Linked DNA regions of Homo sapiens: region 2 is linked to region 1. Evidence: chromatin loops called from intact Hi-C (ENCODE). Cell type or tissue: CD14-positive monocyte. All regions are shown on one strand.

Region 1 (8,000 bases):
TGGGACCACAGGCATGCACCATCACGCCTGGCTAATTTTTGTATTTTTAGTAGAGATGGGGTTTCACCATGTTGGCCAGGCTGGTCTTGGACTCCTGACCTCAAGTAATCTGCCCACCTCAGCCTCCCAAAATGTTGGGATTACAGGCATGAGCCACCGCGCCTGGCCAATGTCACCTTTAGGATCACTTGTAGTGCTCTAACCTGGCTGGCTGGCCACTTCTTCCAACAATCTCCAGTGTATCATATCACTGAAACCTGTATTCTAGGTATGAACTGATTAGTAGAGTGTGGTGGATCTATAACTGTGCGTTGTAATAAACTATGAATAATTTGTAATAACCGTAGGAGCTTGGGAGACTCAGGTAGGTGTGGCTTCTCATTTTCATTATTTTAGTTTTATGACTCAAGGAAGCTACTTTCTCAACTATAAAACAGGAATAATTATACTTGCCCATAGGTCATTGTGAGAAAGAGAAATAATAATATATATAAGATGCAATTGTTATTAGCTCTCAGGAAAAAAAACAAAAAACAACAAAAAAAAATCCAAAAAACGTGGAATAATAATTGTTTCAAAAGAAATTCTGGAATAATACTGTTCTTAGTCATACTTCTCAGTGATCACAGCTTCTCATCCTCTATACACACAAGACATCTATCGACCAATCCACTTAAAATGCTGGTAAAGGTCAACATCAAACTGCTATGGTAGAGTTTGTAGAATTTTCTTTCTCTCTCTCTTTCCCTTCCTTCCTTCTTTCTTTTTTAAATTTGCTTTCCCTTCCTTTCCTTTTCCTTCCTTTCCTTTCCCTTTCTCCTTTTTTTTCCTTTTCCTTTCCTCTTTCCTTTCTCCTTTCCTTTCTTTTGTCCTTTCTCCTTTCCTTCCCTTTTTCCTTTCCTCTCCTCTCCTTTCCTTCCTGGCCAAGTTTGTGAAACCTTTTTCTGCCTGAAAGTTCTGCCCCCTCTCCCCTCCTTTCCTTTCTTCTCCTGAGCAGGAGATATTTACCCGTACTAGCTCCTTAGTACTCTCCCAATTACCACAATTCTTCAAATCACCTTTAATGATTTCTTCTGTGCATTTTCCTAGCACCAGGGCTGAAATTTGTCAGGAGATCTGAACTGAGAGCAGGTGGTCTTTTCCTTTCTGTTGTTCTGTTATAGGCTTAGTTTTCTTCCTAGCCAAGTTTGTGAACCCTTTTTCTGCCTGAAGATCATGATTTAACAGATTAAACCAAAGTTAGGCTTCAGTAATGCTGATCCCATATTTTATTCATATGACTTCCAACTTTGGGGAAACAAGAATGAGACCCTGAAAGTATGTAATTCTAACTTTTTCATGTCTGAGGGTGTGTCTGGGTCTTCATGACCAGGAATGACCTGGGATCACTGCCGGAAGCAGCAGGTCTCTTGCCCCATTTTTGCCAGTCTGCATCCCCGTCAAATTGACTCACTTGTGTTGTTTATTGATTAGTCTGGAAAAGATGAGATACCTGCCCATATATATGTGAGTTTAAAATCAAATCATAAACAACTAAAGTATTTGGTTGTTTAGGTTTTCATTGGTTCCTTGAATTGAGCTTTTGGATACTGAGATTAGAACTATCGGTTCACTGACATTCACAGTGACCGTATAACTGCATTGACAGACATGCACACAGTCTTTAGTTAGAGCTCCAATTTATCAGTGCTTAGTTCTAACTGAACACACATTTGTTGAGCATTTATTATCATGCCAAGCTCTGTTCTAAGACTCTGATGAACTGAAGAGACAACATCCCTGCCCTCATGGGGTTTGTGATCTGGTAAAGAAGTTATATATTAAATAAATAGCTACACAAATAATTGTGTATAAAAAAATGAAGCTGTATCCAAATTGCAATAAGTAAAATGAAAGAATAAAGGAGGGTGCCATGATAAAAAGTCATTTCCAGATTGTGGAGTAAGGGAAAGTTTTCCTAAAGAACTAATGTTTAAGCCAAGACCTAAAATTTGAGTAGAAGTTATATAGGCAAAACCAGGAGAAAGGCAGCTCAGGTAGCAAAAACAGCATGTGCAAAGGTAGGAATGAACAGAAGGGCCATGTGTCTGGAGCTCAGAGAGCAAGAGAGAGAGGCTGACCGGAGAGATTAGGGATATGGGTAGGCCCAATAGCACAGAGCTCTTTTGTTTCTCTGGAGTTCTGACATCTGGGCTGAGCTACATTTCTGAGAAGAAATGTAGCTACAGTGTTTAAAACAAACAATTCAGTCCTTGACTGTAGTAGTCATGTCCTATAGGTCCAGATTTAAAGGCCAGGGAAAAGTGCTATGTCCATAAGTGGTTCACTACTACAATTCAGTTTCAATCTTTTAAAATGTCGATTTTAAAATGCTGAGATTTTGTTCTCTCTTCTGTACCTGGATTGCAAGCTCTATACACACATCTGTCTTACTCATTGCTCTGTCTTCAGCCCCTAGCCAAATGCCTATCACAGAGTAGGTCTTTAATAAGAGTTCATTCAACAAACGAGTGCAAGTTTTCTTGAAGCTAAGGAGGAAACTTTATCTATTTCTTCATAACACCTAAAAGAGGTACCTGAAACTTACCCTGCAAGTTCAGGAATTACATGAAAACGTGAAGTCCCAAAAGAACCTAAAGTTTCCATGGAAGAGATCTTTCCAAGATAGAGCCTTCAGGGCAAATTGTCTGATATTTGTATGGAATAACATGTCTTCTTTTAAAAAAATTGTTATCATGTAGATATAATGGCTAGAAGATTGGGCAGTATTTATACTAAGTAATTGATTTTGTTAATGCCTTTATAGGGAAGAAATTTTTATATTGTGAGCCACATAAGAGAATTAAGGAAGTACTGGAAGAAGAACGTCATATTAAGAGAGATGAATGCCACATTAAAAATCCAGCTGCAGGTAATCTCAGTGACAAATGAAGTATGTTTGTGAAATGAATATGAAATTGCCTACTTGATGACAGAGTATTTTATTATAAAACCATACTATTGAAATAAAAAGTTTTTGGAAAGTTCTTGAACTAGTTTATAATTAATTTGCTTATGTCCAAATAAACCTTCATGTCTAGAAAAAAAAATGGGCTGGGCACGGTGGCTCACGCCTGTAATCCCAGCACTTTGGGAGGCCGAGGTGGATGGATCACGAGGTCAGGAGATTGAGACTATCCTGGCTAACACGGTGAAAACCCGTCTCTACTAAAAACACAAAAAATTAGCCGGGTATGGTGGCGGGCACCTGTAGTCCCAGCTACTCGGGAGGCTGAGGCAGAAGAATGGCGTGAACCGGGAGGCAGAGCTTGCAGTAAGCCAAGATCGCGCCACTGTACCCCAGCCTGGGTGACAGAGCAAGACTCCATATCAGAAAAAAAAAAAAAAAAAGATCTAGATATCAATATGTACTTTGCTGTCCCACTTTCTTGGTGGAGTTATTTCTATTTAATGACATGTACCATTTTTTCCAAGTGCCTGAAAAACACAATAATAACTTCAATCTTTATCAATATAGGTATGACAAGTAACAGTGGTTTCCAAACTTTAGATTTTTATCAGAATTACCTGGGAGCTTGTTAAAAGCAGATTGCTGAGCCCTACCCCTAGCATATTTGGCACAGTATGTCTGCAGTGGAGCCCAAGAATTTGGATTTTTACAAATTTCCCAGGTGATATTGATGCTGCTGGTCCAGTACCCGACTTTGCAAATCACTGACTCAGCAGAACCTAAGTCATTTACATGGTCAGATCATCCAAGGATTTCATCCCGTAGAGGATCTGAGCATTGATAGCTCTTATTGATGGTTCATGTGTGAAAGAGATGCTCTAGGAGCCCCAGAATCCCAGATGTTAGTTTGAAACTGCTGGCGTCCTTCATTTTCATGGTTCCTTCTCAACGATTACTAGATGCATATTTCATGCTCTCAAATCATCAGATTTTTATTGTGACACTCTTGGGTATCAGCAGTTGCTAGAAGAAATAACAAAACTATTACATAGACTCCTTCATTTGTGGAGAATTGTTGGTCAACCTGCAAGTGAGGTCCAAATTCACTAAGGATTCCTAAGAGAGAGGCTGCAGGCCCAGAAGTCCATCATTTCAGATTACATGATGTATGTTGTGCCCACTTTACATTTTTTTTTTTTTTGGATGGAGTCTCACTCTGTCACCCAGGCTGGAGTGCAGTGACACGATCTCTGCTCACTGCAACCTCTGCCTCCTGGGTTCAAGCGATTCTTCTGCCTCAGCCTCCTGAGTAGCTGGGATTACAGGCACACACCACCACGGCCCAGCTAATTTTTGTATTTTTAGTAGAGATGGGGTTTCACCATGTTGGTCAGGTTGGTCTTGAACTCCTGACCTCGTGATCTGCCCACCTCGGCCTCCCAATGTGCTGGCATTACAGGCATGAGCCACCACGCCCGGCCCCACTTTACATTTCTAAAGCAGACATAGAAACTCCTTTGGGTCTTCTCGTATGACCCATTCTTATAAAAGGAGAGACCAATAAAATGGTGAAATTTGCTCCCATAATATCTTCAAGGAAAGTTTTAAAGTCTATTTTGAACTTAATGAATGGATGCAGAATGACCTACTGCATTTCAGCTGGGAAGCCCCGCCTACATGTACTATTTTCCTGGTGTTTAACATTTTTTTCTAAGTCTATACTGTTATATTCTGGATTTATCTTCATTGTTTTAAAAATCTACATAAAAGCTAGTTTATACACTAGCTGTATGTTGTATTATTCTTATTGGATACACTAGATTGTGAGACAGTCTGAGTGAATAGGATGTATCTTTTGGTTTATAAAAATTCATTTTCCTAAGCAATCTTTTCAAATATCCTTTATATAAAATGAAGACTGTCTGGGCTGCTTTTTAAAATAACATCCACTAGAGGTCGCACAGAGGTACTATTTTAGCCTAGAAAAATCTTTCAATGCGGAGAATAGATTCTATAAATTTGGGTTTTAAAATGATCTACTTATGGGAAATCCCGCTGTTTTTAAAATATATATCATGGCTAGAAGCCACATACCATTGGCCAGAACAGAGAATTAGCATCTAGAGAGGGTGCCACACTCTTCCAGCCCAGCCTCAGAGCCTAGAGGCCAGCCATTGGACATTTGCTTCTAATTCGGTTTGCAGTGACCCCTCCTTTATATATCTGATGACAGCCATGGCTTCTTTTCCTGGAAGACACAGTTTGTCACATACGTGCAGAATTCTGCATAAAACTTTTAGAGAATTGTGTGGTTCCTATAGCTGCTATTTTTAAAGATAAGTACATGTTAACCATTTTCTCCTCCCCTTTACTTCTCCTTTGCTACTTCACCTATTCTAATTAGGCATTTGTTCCCATGAGTCCAGGGAAACTGTTCTTTCCAAGATTGCAAATAGCCTTCTTTTTGAAGGTCAAATCCAATGATCCCTCCAACATACTCAACCTCTCTGTAACATCTGATGTAGTTGTTTCCTCCTTCTCTCTAAAAACACTTTCTTAGCTTGGCCTGTAGGTCACAATGCTCCAATTTCCTGGTTTTGCTCCTACCTCTTTAGCTATTCTTTCTCCATCTTCTTTGCTGGCTCTCCCTCCACCTAGCCTGTATAATTTAGAGGTCTCAGTCATGGGCTCTTTTCTCTACCTACCCTCACACCGTGGGATATCTAGCCCTATTGGGCTAATGACTCCAGCATTTTTTATTTCTACCCTATACTTTTCCCCTTAAATCCCAAAACCTACTTGATTCTCCACTTGGATGTCCAATAGGCCTCTCAACCTTAAGATGTCCAGAACCAAAATCTTATTCTCTATTCCCAGGCTTTTAAAAAACCCATAGGTCTTTCCCATATCATGAGATGGTACCACCAAACACCTAGAAGTCAAGTCCTCAAACTCCGTATCCAGTCTATCAGCCAATCCTTTTGAATTCAGTGTATATCCTAAATCCCCCACCAGCACCGTTGCCAAGCCCCTGCCACCTTTTGCAGGCCTGGCAATAGCATCCTATAACAGCCTCTGCTACTGCCCCTGCTACTGTTAATTCTCTGCACTGAAACCGGAGGGATCTTTTACAAACATAAATCGTTACATGTCACCTCCATGCTTAAAGTTGTCTGATGGCTTTTTATTATTCTGAGACTAGATTTCATGCTCCTATGGCCAGCTCACCTCTCTGATCTCATCTCCTATACTTTTCCACTCCACTTTAACCACACAGGCTTTCTTGACATTCTGGAATGTGCCAAATCCATTTTCACCCCTCAGGACATTTAAAGGTCACCCAGACATTCAGATATCTTCCTCTCTCTTCATTCAGGCTTCAACTGCATATGCCATCTTCTCAGAGAGGCCTTTCCACTCCACCAGGTCAAAACAGAAATTGTCCTCCAGGTCACCTTCTAATCCCTATACTGCTTTCTTCTTTCTCCTGTTTTCTATTGCTACCTGAAATTTTATGCAGACAGTCCCCAACTTATTGTGGTTCAACTTATGATTTTTCAATGTGATGGTGTGAAAGTGATACATGTCAGTAGGAACCCTACTTCAAATTTTGAATGCTGCTCTTTTCCTGGGCTAGCGATCTGCCTTATGATTCTCCTTTGCAATGCTGGGCAGTGGCCATGAGCCGCAGCTTCTAGTTAGCCATTCTAATGTAAGTGTTCTGAGCACATTTAAGGTAGGCTAGGCGAAGCTATGATGTTTGGCAGGTTAGGTGTATGAAATGCATTTACTACTTACAATTTTTTTTCAACTTATGATAGGTTTTTCAGGATGTAACTCCGTCGTAAGTCGAGGAGGATCCATATTTCTTTACATACTTCTTTATTGGCTATCTCTCCCACTAGAACACAAGCTATCTGAGGATAGGGGCTTAATTTTGCTTACCCCAAATCCTCACAAAGCTGTATGATATTGATATTCTGATCCCCATCTTAGGATGAGTAAACTAAGATTCTGAGAGGTGTTTAACTTGCCCAAGGTTATGCATTAAGTAGCAGAACCAGATCCAAATTCAGATCTGACCCCCAATCCCATTGGCTTTCTACTCACTATGGTGTCTCTGGTGACACGTTATGGCTAAATGCAGTGGATACTGTTCTGCCTCTAGGTGGCTTGAGCTTTCTGCAACATTTCACATAGTCGATGGCTCTCTCCTTCAACCTTGTTCCTTTCTCAAATTCCATGATACTTAACTGTCCTGGTTCTCGCTCTACTTCTTTCTCATCCTCTGTTAAGCACTCTTTTTATTCACTACATTCTCCGAATCTTGATGTTTATCGGAGTGTTTCCCACAGTCTTGTAATCTTGTTCCATTAGCTTTCCTGGGATTTTCTCATACTTTTCACTACGGCCTCTCTAGGATGCCTCTGAAATGTGTCTCTGCAGGCTAAACTTCTTTTCCTGGATGTCCCATAAGTCATAAGATAACTCAGGCCCAACATGTCCAAAACAAAACTCACACCTCTGGGCTGGGCATGGTGGCTCACGCCTGTAATCCCAGCACTTTAGGAGGCTGAGACGGGCGTATCACGAGGTCAGGAGATCGAGACCATCCTGGCTAACATGGTGAAACCTCGTCTCTACTAAACATACAAAAAAAATTAGCCGGGCGTGGTGGCGGGTGCCTGTAGTGCCAGCTACTCGGGAGACTGAGGCAGGAGAATGGCGTGAACCCGGGAGGTGGAGCTTGCAGTGAGCCGAGATCCGCCATTGCACTCCGGCCTGGGCAACAGAGTGAGACTCCGTCTCAAAACAAACAAACAAACAAACAAAACAATTGACACCTCTCCCCGACTTGCTGCTTCCCCTATACCACCCATCTCAATGAATGGCATAGCCTATGGTCCAAATGCAAATCCAGAGAGCCATCCTCTATCTCCACACCAGACCACCATGTTCCACATCGAATTAGACTGTGAGGGGTACCTTAGTTTGGCTCAAGATCCCAAAATGTTGACCCATATGCCAGGTTCACCTTGCAGACATATTT
Region 2 (8,000 bases), 80 kb after region 1:
CCAACCTCAGGTGATCCACCCGCCTCGGCCTCCCAAAGCGCTGGGATTACAGGCATGAGCCACAGCGCCCGGCCTAAGGGGTGCTCATTCTTAATGGTGTTCTGATATTGTAGGTCTGCAGGACCCAATACAGTAGCCAGTAGCACATGAGTTTTTGAACACTTGAATTGGGACTAGCTCTACTAAAAGACTGAGAGGAGGTGTGCTTTAGGTGTAAAACACAGCCCAGATTTGAAAGGCTTAGTATGAAAAAAAAGAAGGAAACTACCTCAACAATAAATGTTTTATGTTGATTGCATGTTGGAATGATAATATGTTGGATATACTGGGCTAAATAATATACACTATTCAAAGTAATTTCGTCTGTTTCTTTTTTGCCTTTTCTTAATGTGGCTACCAGAAAACTTAAAATGACATACGTGGTTTTCATTTCTATTGGATGTGCTATACAGATGGTGAATGCATTCAAGTGGAAAGGTTTAAACTGGGCCTTTGATGGGCTGAGTTGCTTATGTTCATTTTCTCACTTTGTCTTCATTTGCATTTAATAGGGCTGACTGACCAGGCAACATCTGATTTCCAGCTGATGAAGGCTGTGGCTGAAAAGACACGTCTCAGTCCTTCAGGCCGGCAGCAGCGCCTGGCCAGGCTTGTGGACAACATCCAGAGGTACTGGATCACCGCATGCATCCTTCCTGGGGCTGAGTTTTTAGTATTAGATGGCCTATGTAACACTGATATATTCCTTGAAGGAAATGTGTCATTCATATTGATTCAGAGCAAGGAGCTTTTGAATTGTGCTGTCCACAGCCCTTCATCTGAGATGTCTCAGGACTAAGGGGTTGAAGGGAGTTGGAGGCCATGCTGATAGGAATAACACTTGCTTTACCTCCATGCCCTGCTTTCATCTATTTCATACATTGAAGTCTGGATAAAATGTTGAATAAAGAAAAAGGTTATAATCTAAACAATAACAACAACCTTCAAGCAAACAAAGCAACCAGAAAAACACCAGGCCCCCAGTATTAAGGGTCAGGAATGCTCAGCTCTTACTACAATGGCCTCAGCAGACTGAACTTTAGGAAAACCCCACTATGTGCCTTTTAAATTTGAGATATACCTTTGTGCCATCTGGTTCTGCCCATCTGATTATCAGACTATGTTTCCGTTCTTATTTATGACAGTTTGCTATAACATGTGATTGGAAAATTGAGCTTCTCCTTGGTTTTCCTTTCTGACCCTCTAAAACTGGACTATCTAGGGTGGCTGCTGCGCACTTGAAATGTGGCTAGTGACACATCTAGAAATGACAGTTTTTTAATCTATTGGGTTAAATAGGTTAAATAACATATATTTAAAACGTAATTTCACACTTGTCATTTTTTTACTTTCTTAAGGTGGAAGTAAAAATTTTCCATTTTTACTGGAAAATTTATAATTATGTATGTAGCTTGCTTTATATTCCTATTGGGCTATATTGTTGATCAACAGTCTTTTTTTTTTTTTCTTAAATCTTTTTTAAAGTAGTACTAGCTCATGGAGGATTTGGAAACTTACGTAGCACAAAGAAAGGAGAGAGAAAAGAGTGTGTATGTGTGTTTACTCAGTAAATATTTAACAAATGAGTGAATCACAATTGAATTAATAATTAATTCAATTAATATTAGTAATATTCTTTCAGACTCTGCAAACGCATATAATCCTATTTTTTAAAAGAGAAATGGTATAATACTGTACGTCATGTTTTGTAGCTTGCTCTTTTCACTTCAGGGTTTTTCTCAAACATTTCCATATGATAAACATGATCTCTATTATCATGCTAGTGTTTTCATAGTTTTTTAATTTCATGGATATACTTTACGTCATTTACCCTGGACGTCCCTCAGACTTATGCCGAATTGAGAAGGAATTCCTGGTTCGTTTCCCTTATAGTGACTGTGGATTAATCTTCCTGATGCATCTATCTGCCACCTTTCAGTAGTACCACACACCTCACCCCATTTCCTGACCAATGATGGCCTCACTCATCTCATCTTGGGCAGTTGGTATCTGAAGCAAAATAATTAACTCAAAGGAATTAGTGTGACCAGAGAAGACATAATCCGAATAGGTGGAAATAGTGAGCTATTGCAGAGAGACAGTGGTGAAGAGGTTTGAGCTTCCCTAAAAAAATTGGTAGAGCTTTAATAGGGAAACAAAAGCGTGGGGATCTCCTCCATGTCCCGCAAATGCCTGGCTTACTGTGTGCTGAGTCCTATATATGGTTGTCACTCTCAAGGAGCTTATGGCTCAGTGGAAGTTATCATATACTCCCATGAGCTAAAACATCAACTATGATTAAAGCTTATTAAGTTATAAATGGAAAGTACTACACAATAGAAAGCAGTGTTATTATTGCTGATATTAATATTCTCCTCATAGGATAGAGAGGGTAATAGGAAGATCCTGAATCTTCTGAAGCTTACATTCTTATGTTCCCTTCTTTTATCATCCTTCTTCGACTCTCAACCCAAGAAATTCACATATTCACAAAAGACATCTCCACATCCACTGGCTCCAAAATATCTCCTTATTAACGAGTGTGTTATCAGGAATGATAATATCTCATAGGTTTTGAGCACATGCCATGTGCCAGGGACTGTGGTGAGCACTTTCTGTGCATTATCATATTTCATCTTTATATCAATCCTACGAAGTAGGTGCTTTTATTATCCTTACATTTTGCCAGTAAGGAAACCAAGGCCTTAAAGATGAATAGTTTGCTCAAGGTCATATATTATTAAATGTTAGAGCTAGGAGTTAAACCCAGGTCTGTCTGGCTCGAAAGCTTATTTTTCTAACCACTGTACTCCCACTGGAATCCTTTTCCCATTCCTGAACATCCCAAATGAGCACAGTTGTCCCGTAATTCTTTTAAGCAGGGAAAAAATATGCTGAGTAGAATTAGAAGCCAGGAATCCTGAAGACACAGAAAATCAGCCCCTGACGAATTCAGTAAGTTATAATTATATCTCTCTTTAATGATTTAAAACAACTTTATCAACAGGAATACCAATGCTCGCTTTGAACTAGAGACCTGGGGACTGCATTTTGGAAGCCAGATATCTCTGACTGGCCGGATTGTGCCTTCAGAAAAAATATTAATGCAAGACCACATAGTAAGTGCTGTGATTTTATTTTCATTTAAAAGTATTTACTTGAATATGTGTAAGTTTTGTGCATTGGCCAGAGTGGCTTGTGTGCTTATAATATTTGGTTTGGCCATGTACTTCCATCTCTTTATCCTAAGACTTCAGATCCCCTGTGGTTTCCTTTTCAATCTGAATTTACTTGCACGGACTTAGCGGCACCCAGTGGACATGATTTAGGTTAGTCAGAAGACAGTATTTCAAATCATTGCAATTAAAACATACCTATCTTCTGTTGGGTGGTGCATTGCTCTTAAAAAAGAAAGCCATAGTCATCTGAGGAAATTCTATTAGCTGGTGGACATTAGTTCTAATAGATTGTTTTCTGATACCAAAACTGAGCCCAGGAGGTTAAGGCTGCAATGAGCTTTTGCAATGACTTTTAGTTGCCATGTCAGTTATGTATGTTAATCTTTCGAAATAAAACACTGCTCAATGGACATTAAAATCAAGAAGTATGCACAGAACCCAGCCCCAGACATAGTACTTGGGGAGAGAGGCATTCTGAAACCTGAAGAGACAAATCATCGCCACTTCCAGACTTCGGCTGAAGAAATGAACCTATTAATATTTTACGCAAAAATTATACATTATCTTTCTCCCCTCCCCCTCCGTTTTGCCCACTTTAAAACACCAGTCACATGTCATGTTTAAAGGCTCTCTTCTTGCCTTTATTGGGTGTAATAAACCAGTATGTCTAACTGATATAATTGAACAATGAATGTATCATGTTGGTAGAATGGGGGGAATTTTTTCCATCTTTTTTTTTTTTTTTTTTTTTGAGACAGGTCTCATTCTGTTGCCCAGGCTGGAACACAGTGGCATGATCACAGCTCATTGCAGCCTTAACCTCCTGGGCTCAAGCGATCCTGCCATTTCAGCCTCCCAAGAAGCTGGGACTATAGGCGTGCGCCACCATGCTCAGCTAATTTTTGTATTTTTTGTAGAAACCAGGTCTCCCTGTGTTGCCCAGGCTGGCCTTGAACTCCTGGGCTCAAGCCATCCTCCCACCTCAGCCTCTCAAAGTGCTGAGATTACAGACATGAGCCACCATGCCTGGCCTTGTCATATCTTTACAATAATCTATCCAAGTTACAAAAACTCTCATTGGAGAAGATAAGGAAGTACTATTTTTCAACACAAAACAAAACAAAACTTTATGGTAAAGTACTAAAATGTAGACTCCCATTAGGATCTTGGCGAGAGTTCAGTAAAGAGAAGCTCAGTTTCAGATCCACATGTGAAGAAGGACTTATGTACTTAAAATGATCCATCTCATAATTTCTATAAGTAAAGTCGTATTTCCCAGAGCCTTTCATTTTTATGTATTTGTTTGCATTTTTTTGGTGTAGAAACTGGTGTCCATAGGAGAAAGGGCATTAAAACAGGAGAACTCATGCACTGGAGGTAGCAGGTGTCTAAGATGACAATATCATCAACTTCTTGGCCCATTCTGCTTTTCTGAAATTAGGTCCTAGGAACTGAATGAACTAAAAGTTCATAGGACTCAGGGTACATTGTCCTGGGTCTCCTCCCAGCCCCATAAGACAACAGCAGGAAGAAATGTTGTGGGCAGAAGGAGTACAGCTCTCCTCATGCCCTAATGGACAGGAATGAACGTTGACTCCAGAGGGAGCCATTGATGGAAAGCTAGCCCTTCTCCTTTGCTCTCAGGCCGAGGTAGGTGGACTCCTGGGGCTGAATCCAGCCCAGCCAGTGGAAGGCATCATGAGGATGGCTGATGGTTGGAAGTCAGATAAGTCAGAGTGCTTGGTCACAAGTGCCCTGGCTGCCATGTCAGGAGACCAGCATTCTAAACCTGTCGCTGCTGCCAAGTGGTTTCATAACCTCTCAGTCACAGCTTTCTAGTTTGTAAAACAAGAGGATTGGGATGTTTCTTAAATATTAATGTACATGTGAATTACTTGGGGGACATGTTAACATGCAGATTCTGATTCAGTGGGTCTCGGGTGGTGCACAGGAGTCTGCATTTCTAACTGGCTTCTAGGCAGTGCTCAAGCTGCTGGTCAAGTAACACTTGACAGCACTTCAAGTAGCAGGAGATTAGCATACAATGTGGTCCCTTTTAGTTCTAACAGTGGATCTTCCCCACTTGCTGTGCCAAAGGCATCATTCAATTATAGTCTGAGGATATAAGCAGAGGTCTGGGAAGCAGGCTAACATTCCCCCTCTTCAGCGCAGGAAACCTGTTTTTCCTGGTCACATGAGAGACCTTTTGAGAGTGAGAAAGGAGTCTCCATCCTGGCTTCATCTTTGCTTCTAAGCATACCTACTCCTAGCTTAATATATAATCTTAACTATCAGGGAACCTGCCCCGATAGTCACATAGGTTATTTTCTATTTTCCTTAAGCATCGGCTGGTTTGAGAAATAAAGGGACAGAGTACAAAATAGAGAAATTTTAAAGCTGGGCGTCCAGGGGAGACATCACATGTCGGTAGGTTCCATGATGCCCCACAAGCCGTAAAACCAGCAAGTTTTTATTAGGGATTTTCAAAAGGGGAGGGAGTGTACGAATAGGGTGTCGGTCACAAAGATCACGTACTTTACAAGGTAATAGAATATCACAAGGCAAATGGAGGCAGGGCGGGATCACAGGACCGGGCGAAATTAAAATTGCTAATAAAGTTTCGGGCACCGTTGTCACTGATAACATCTTATCAGGAGACAAGGTTTTGAGAGCAACCGGTCTGACCAAAATTTATTAGGCAGGAATTTCCTCTTCCTAATAAGCCTAGGAGCGCTATAGGAGACTGGGTCTATTTCACCTCTATAGTCTACAGACCATAAAAGACAGCCACGCCCAGGGGGGCCAGTTCAGAGACCTACTCCCAGGCGTGCATTCTCTTTCTCAGGGATGTTCCTTGCTGAGAAAAAGAATTCAGCAATATTTCTCCTATTTGCTTTTGAAAGAAGAGAAATATGGCTCTGTTCCGCCCGGCTCACCGGTGGTCAGAGTTTAAGATTATCTCTCTTTTTCCTTAAACATTGCTGTTATCCTGTTCTTTTTTCAAGGTGCCCAGATTTCATATTGTTCAAACACACATCCTCTACAATTTGTGCAGTTAATGCAATTATCACAAGGTCCTGAGGCGACATGCATCCTCCTCGGCTTACGAGATGAAAGGATTAAGAGATTAAAGTAAAGACAGGCATAAGAAATCACAAAGGTATTGATTGAGGAAGTGATAAGTGTCCATGAAATCTTCACAATTTATGTTTAAACACTGCAGTAAAGACAGGCATAAGAAATTATAAAAGTATTAATTTGAGGAACTAATAAATGTCCATGAAATCTTCACAATCCATGTTCTTCTGCCATGGCTTCAGCCAGTCCCTCCGTTTGGGGTCCCTGACTTCTTGCAACACTTAACTGTTCTGTAGGGTGTGTTAGTTTTATTATGATGACCTAGAGTATTGATAATCAGCATTCTCTGAGATATTTAGATGCTTAAAGTAAAAGATAAAATGATACAGGCTGTTTGCCTGAGTCATTCATAATAAAGGCATAGATACTCAGAGCTGGAAGGGAACCTCAGAGATCTTTGAATCAGACACCATTCTCTGTGCACCGCAGAGAATCATGAGGTTAAAGGGACCTCCAAGGGCCACCAGTGCCTGGAAGACCTGGGATGACGCCCAGATGCTTCCACTCCCAGAAAGCACATGTATTCTGTTCGGATGTGCAGTGCCTGCATCTGTGTTTTAAGACTGAATAGCAAACTGTGTTAAACAGTTATAACAAAAGTTGGCCATCTTCACACTGTCTTTATTTAGCTGCTCTCTGAATAAATTTGTTCAATCCTTTCATGATCATTATTTTTCTCAGTGTCAACCTGTGTCTGCTGCTGACTGGTCCAAGGATATTCGAACTTGCAAGATTTTAAATGCACAGTCTTTGAATACCTGGTTGATTTTATGTAGCGACAGAACTGAATATGTTGCCGAGAGCTTTCTGAACTGCTTGAGAAGAGTTGCAGGTTCCATGGGATTTAATGTGGACTACCCCAAAATGTGAGAATACATTGAATTTTGTTCATATATTAATTTGGTTTGGTTAGAAGGTAGGGAATAATGGCAGATGTATCAACAAAAGCTTCTTTATCCCAGTAGTTTCCTAATGTAAAGTGCCAAGAAAGTAGTCATAAGTAGATAGATTTTGTAATGACTAAACTTTTATAAAGTTAGAATATATTTTATGTTGGCCTTTGTAAAACTTGTACCCAGTTCTTAAGCAGTAGTGTCATTACCTGAAAATCTTTCCAGTACCAGTTGGGATATAAATCTTTAATAAGTCCATATATTGTCTTCTCAACTGTTTTTCCTTCTTTCAGATCAGTTTTTCATATCAGTTATTTACTTAATAGGAAATGGATATTAAAAAACAGAAGTTGCATGTCCTGACTTTTACTTGATTTTATGCTTTAAAATTTAATATGAAAATAGATCTCAAATAAGCTTTTCTGATTCTGTTACTGTAGCATACTATTAGTCATTCAGAGAGTTTTCTGATAAGACTAAGGTCAACCATTTATTCTTAGAATGTTTATTGAGTACTAATATGTGTAGATACTATGCCAGTTGCTGGGAATGAGAAAGATAAATAAATAGTTTTTCATTGAGTAAGAGATACATATACAATCACACTGAAAATAAATACTGTTTTGCTTTAGAAAAGCCATAAAGTTGGTCATGCCTCATTTTACTGAAACTGATATGCTTAGAAAAGAGGAACAGATACTTTTCTTTGTTATAATGGAGTTATTCTTTAAACACATAGTTACTAATTAAT

The links. Hi-C counts contacts between places; a loop is a spot of excess contacts. Peaks named below come from ENCODE experiments on the same cell type or tissue, not always from the same donor. Only the 100,000 strongest peaks of a DNase experiment are listed, where the experiment ranks them.
Region 2: a loop joins it to region 1, with 8 times the contacts of the local background. A loop is called at or near these places in 65 of 110 quality-filtered maps.

What each region holds. Positions count from the first base shown.
Region 1 is chr11:94,514,777-94,522,776 of GRCh38, forward strand. C11orf97 (chromosome 11 open reading frame 97) reads left to right here. Exons shown (of 4, transcript NM_001190462.2): 2 at 2,807-2,911. Among named protein-coding and RNA genes, the nearest start is that of C11orf97, 6.3 kb to the left of the region's middle. In CD14-positive monocyte, CTCF peaks have their summits at 4,893 (motif pointing right), 5,100 and 7,107; DNase peaks (open chromatin) are centred at 4,925 and 7,105; H3K4me3 peaks cover 525 bases.
Region 2 is chr11:94,594,758-94,602,757 of GRCh38, forward strand. It overlaps PIWIL4 (piwi like RNA-mediated gene silencing 4), which reads left to right. Exons shown (of 20, transcript NM_152431.3): 10 at 552-669; 11 at 3,047-3,158; 12 at 7,038-7,222. The region is part of intron 4 of PIWIL4-AS1 (PIWIL4 antisense RNA 1); the gene reads right to left. Among named protein-coding and RNA genes, the nearest start is that of PIWIL4, 31 kb to the left of the region's middle. In CD14-positive monocyte, a CTCF peak has its summit at 3,361 (motif pointing left); a DNase peak (open chromatin) is centred at 3,344; H3K4me3 peaks cover 404 bases; H3K27ac peaks cover 3,814 bases.